Regions from separate parts of the Mus musculus genome. Here region 2 is linked to region 1. The links are chromatin loops, found by intact Hi-C in ENCODE. Cell type or tissue: left cerebral cortex. All regions are shown on one strand.

Region 1 (2,500 bases):
ATATCCCAGCTTGCTCTTCCCTTCCTGCCTCAGTCTTAGTCGGGAGTGTAGCTTAGTTGTCATCTTTCAGATGGCGGTGAAATTTGCATTCATCAAAATGCAGGCATCAGATGTGAACTGCTCCCCGTGAACCTACCTGGATATCCTGCACACATCTCCCACCCAAAATGAGCTCTAGAACATTCCCTTCGGCACAGAGTGTCACCAAGGGGTCACCTCCTGCCTCATGTCTCTACTTCTGGTCTCTGTTATCCTGGAATGTGAGAGGCTAATTTCTGGAGTAATACTTTATGTTTTGCAGCCTCCATGGGGATGGCAGATCGGCTGTCCTGTCTCCTGGCATGGCCTGGCACACACTGGTACTGGAAAGCCTGTGGAAGATACCAGGCTAGAGGGTGTGCCTCTGAGTCATGAACCCTACTCCCACAAGGCCCAGGGACCAGATAATCCCTCCCCCTTCTCTGTCCAGAGACAACACACTACCTGTGCTAATCACTGTGTCAGGCACAGCCAGGGTCATGCCTCCTCCTTCCGTGTCTCTATGCACTACACTTCCACAGGTGGTTGCTGCTGACTTCTGAAAATCTGGGCTCGCATAGATAAACTTAAAAACCACAAATCAGCCTCTCTGGTCCTAGCATGTGGCACTGTCTCCGTACTCTCTCATGACCCCGCCTAGACAGAGTCTCCCAGATACGAGACTCTTCAACAGTCCACAGAATGACTGAGTCACCCTCCTGAGCGAAGCAGGGAGCCAGAGGATCAACTGGGCCACACGCCCACACGATGACATGGGATGACCTCGACCGTCCCTCCTCCTCTAGCCTTTGCTTCCACACCTGGAAAATGACAGCCAGGCTCTCCTTGCCCTGACGTTGCCTGTAAGAGTCAATAGATACTTGTTGGACACAGAGGCCCATGATGAGTGGCCATTTGTGGTGGGGTCACACACATCTGCTGTCGTGCAGAGCAGAAGCCACCCTTGTAGCCTCTGAGGGAAGACCCCTCACAGACATGGGCTCTGACCCGGGACCTCTGGGGTGCATAATTATCACAATACCAAGGAGCACTGAGGGTGTGCTTGGCAGCTCCCGGACTCAAGTGTGTAGCTCCTTTCTGGTGCCCACTGTGGCTCAGCAAAGCCCAGCAGGTGGAGCCAAGAGAGGCGGCTGTGTCTACTGCTTACCACTAGGAGGCGCCAAGCTGCAGCTGAGGCTGGTCAGGTGCACCTACTGGCTCCGAGACCCAGCCTGACAGAGGAGGCTGTCTTGACAGGAAGGCTACAGCAGGTGGAGGCCACCCAGGGTGAGAACAGAGATCCGGCTACCTGAAAAGGGTTGCCATCTTGGCCTTACCATAGTAGACTAACACCCAGATATCCCCACAAGAGGTCTTAGACCCACGTCACAGGGAAACTGAAAGAGAAGAGGATTGGCTGGCTGTGAATTTTGGACTCCCAAAGCCAACAGATGCCCTTGAACGTGGCAGAAAACCTCTGTGCCGCAGTCAAGAAAAGCTGGAGCACCAGCCCCTAAAGCCCCTGGGCTTCAGGTAGACAAGAAAAAGCAGCAAGCCTGATGGTGGAGGCTCTGAGTGGAGAATGGAAGAGGCACTGGGTACAGAGAGAAAGAAACAGGGAACATCCACAGAGGAGTGGAAAGGGTTTTAAAGAGTCATAAAAGATGCAACGAGGGTAGGAGACAGGTGGGTAGTGCCTGAAGCCAGGCCTGAGAGAGAAGGAGCCTCGAGAGGCAGAGGAGGAAGAGTAGAGATGGAGAAGAGAGCAGAACAGAGCCATCAGAAGAGAGGTGGAGACAAGGAGGTCTCGGAAAGAGAGCCAGGCAGGAAGACAAGGAGAGGAGCCTTAGCTTCGCCCTCACAACCCTTGCCTCTGCCTCTCTGCTAACTCTGCTCCAAAGGCTGGGGTGGGGGGCAGACACCACCTCATGGGGATGACGGTTGAGCAAGGTTCCCTGGGGCACTGAAGGCAGACAGGCAGGTTCCCCAGGGTCGCGTTGCCAGGAGATGAGAGCCTCAAAGCCCCAATCTGTCTCTGGAGTCTCCTCTAAGATGGGCTTGAAGCTCAGCTGGGGCCCTTGGCCCTATAGCTCCCACCTCTTACCCTCTTGTATGGCATGCTGTACAGAGGAGGTTTTGGAGACAGAGGGAATTCATATCTGGCAAGTACCCGCTATGTGCCCTAGTGCCTGCTAACCCTCATCGCTCACAGGGCATAGGTACTCAGGTGCATTTTTGACCAACACTGAAGTCATAAGGTTCATATTTCTGCTTGCCCATTACCAGCTATGTGTCCTGTCGCCCATGTTGCTCTCCTTCTGCCTCACAGCAACCTCCTCTTAAACAGCAGACTTCTGTAGACTGGTCTAGGTAGAGGAAAGATAGAATGGGTGGGGGAGGAGCAGGAAATCTGGTTTTAAGCCTGTGGGAACAAACTACAGCCACCTCCAGGGACAAGGCCTGTTATCCCCTAGACCCTTAA
Region 2 (2,500 bases), 310 kb after region 1:
CCAATCTTATGCATGGTGGCCAGCAGTAGTCAGTGCCACTCAGCAACGGCACATGTGGCTTCCCACACAGGATAACCAAAATGAATGGATGAATGGATGAATGAATGAATGAATGAAAAAATAAAGCCATCATTCAAAAGGTGAGAGGAGAAGGATGTTTCTGGGCATCACACATGCACGGGCCAAGCACCGTGCTAGATTCTGGTCCAGGTACTACCACCCGCAGAAGTACTTTCTCTGGAAGCTGTTTTGGCAAAAGCAGGGAACAGGGAACACAGCTGCCACCTGCCCTTATCCCTCCCCTAAGCCTGAGGTCAGCACACTAAGGACATGAGGGAGAAGCCGCTGCGCACTGGTAGTCACTAATCATAGAGGGCGCCTTCCAGCACCACCAAGCATCTGGTCCTGTCAGGATCGTCAGCGCATGGCAAGCTCTGGAGAGCCAGGGTGGGGTGTGTGTGTGTGGGCTTCCTTTTGCTGACAGGTCATGCATGCAGCTACTATGTGGCGATTGGTCTAGCGAGGCCATCTTCATCAGTAGAAAGACATTAAGAGATGGCTCTTCCAAACCATTCCACACCCAGCCAAGCCCTCTCTATTGTGACAACAGCAGTAGGCCCTTTGTGTGGGAAGAGCTTAGAATCATCCCATAGCCAGACCGGATCCCTACAGAAGAAAGCTGTGAGCTCACAGAAATGAACACAAATACAGGATAGGATGCTTTTGAACAGGAATTAGAAGAGTGGGGCTCTGGGTCTCAAGAGTGACAGTGACATTGGACTAGAAAATGAGGAATCTGAGGTAGGAGTTAGGCAAACAGATGAGACACAGTTTCCTACCCAGTGCCCCGTTTCAACTTGTAGCAAGTGAAGGAAGTTACTGTCTATACACAGCCAGGCCAGTAGCCCGAGTCAGTCAATACCAATGTCACCAACACTGCATAATTCACTTTGGAAAGTGAACTGCCCCTGCCCCGTGACCTTGAACTTCTGAATGAGTGCAAAGTGGGAAAGAAAACCTAACAGCTGGTTAGGAAAGCCCATGGTCAGCTGCCTGGCTCCCTGTATGATTACCTGTCTGTAGTGTGCAAAGGATCCTGTTCAGGCAGCATATGGCTCCTCTCTTCTCTTCCTGCTACGTCACACAGCACCAACTGGCTTTTAATCCCTTGGAACACATGTCATGACAACCAAACTGACTTGCTGAGAAATCCTAGTTGCTACTAAGGCTTGCATCTTAGTTTGATACTCAGACTGCTCACTGAGGCTGGCCCAGGAGAAGCCCTGGCATTGAAGCTCAGTGCCCATGGAAAAGCACCCCAGCCAGTGACAAGAGAAAGCACACCAATGGTTCTGCATTATTTATTAAGTTAGATATGCATCAAGCTAACCACCATACTGTAGGCACATGGTCATGCCCATTGCCATATCACATTAAGAAAATAACTTCAAATTGCATTTCAAATGCAATAACACCATTCTGGAAGAAAAAAAATACCTTCAAGCCAACGGTGCACACACAAGAGAGGGCTTTAGAACCGGTTACCCTAAAATTCCGTGTTTCTTGACCCCTTGATGCAAGGAGTTTTCTCAGCCCCAGGAATAGAAAGTGTAGCCAGAGACCCGGGGTTTTTATATGATACTTTATACAGACAGAGTTTGATGTACCAAAGAACCAAACAACCCTCTGGATGGCGAGGGCAACCACAGCTGGCACCTAGTCCCCTGTAACTCAGCAGCACTGAGATGTCAGCAACACCCAGTTAGCAGCCCAGCACCGGGAGTCCTGGCACCCCAGGGAGACAACAGCAATTCACTCCAATGACAGTGACTCGAGTGGCTGGAAAACAAGGTGGTTGATGGCCCTTAACCACAGCCAGCAGCCACCATCAGGTTCCATCCAGAGTCCTGTTTCCCATCACAGAAGCACAAAAACTGCAAAGGTATTATTGTCGCACAAATACATGTGTTGCAGGATCAAGTATAAATGACGGGACATGCAAGTGACAAAGTTTTCCAAATGCTTTTCCCCCATAATAAAATAATCTTAATAAAAACATAATTTAAAAGAAGTGTCAAAAGCAGGATGTAAAATCATAGTTGTAAACTGTCAAAGCTGAAGTTGAAGACTCATCCTGTAAAGAAAAACAAAAAGCTAGAATTATATGATGTTTATTAAAGTGTCAGAACTTAGCTGCCAGCACACAGGGAACAAGGCCTGTTCCTGCAGGAGAATGGCAGGAGCCTATGTTTGCAATCCACAGACCTTCAAGGCCTTGCAGCAGCCTCTGTCTCAGCCAGATACAAGCTTTCTGTTGACAGCACCAGCCTGTTTCAAGGCTGCTGAGGGACAGGCAACTCCCAATGACTGACAAGTGGAGAAATGTAAGTGCTTCTATGTGTGTGCTTACACAATACATGGAAGACAGAGGTGGACAGACATCTCCCTGTCAGTCTCCAACTTACTCTGTGAGATGACAAATCTCAGAATCTGCAGCTCA

Evidence for each region. Peaks named below come from ENCODE experiments on the same cell type or tissue, not always from the same donor. Only the 100,000 strongest peaks of a DNase experiment are listed, where the experiment ranks them.
Region 2: it touches region 1 in a loop (2.2-fold over the local background); 2 of 42 quality-filtered maps call a loop at or near these places.

Annotation. Positions count from the first base shown.
Region 1 is chr4:120,229,293-120,231,792 of GRCm38, forward strand. All of the region lies in intron 1 of Gm36134 (a long non-coding RNA gene), which reads right to left. Among named protein-coding and RNA genes, the nearest start is that of Gm36134, 32 kb to the right of the region's middle. In left cerebral cortex, a CTCF peak has its summit at 1,183 (motif pointing right); a DNase peak (open chromatin) is centred at 1,185.
Region 2 is chr4:120,538,521-120,541,020 of GRCm38, forward strand. Ctps (cytidine 5'-triphosphate synthase) reads right to left here. Exons shown (of 19, transcript NM_016748.2): 19 at 1,348-2,134. Among named protein-coding and RNA genes, the nearest start is that of Slfnl1, 7.5 kb to the left of the region's middle. In left cerebral cortex, no CTCF peak of the experiment used is centred here; a DNase peak (open chromatin) is centred at 1,101.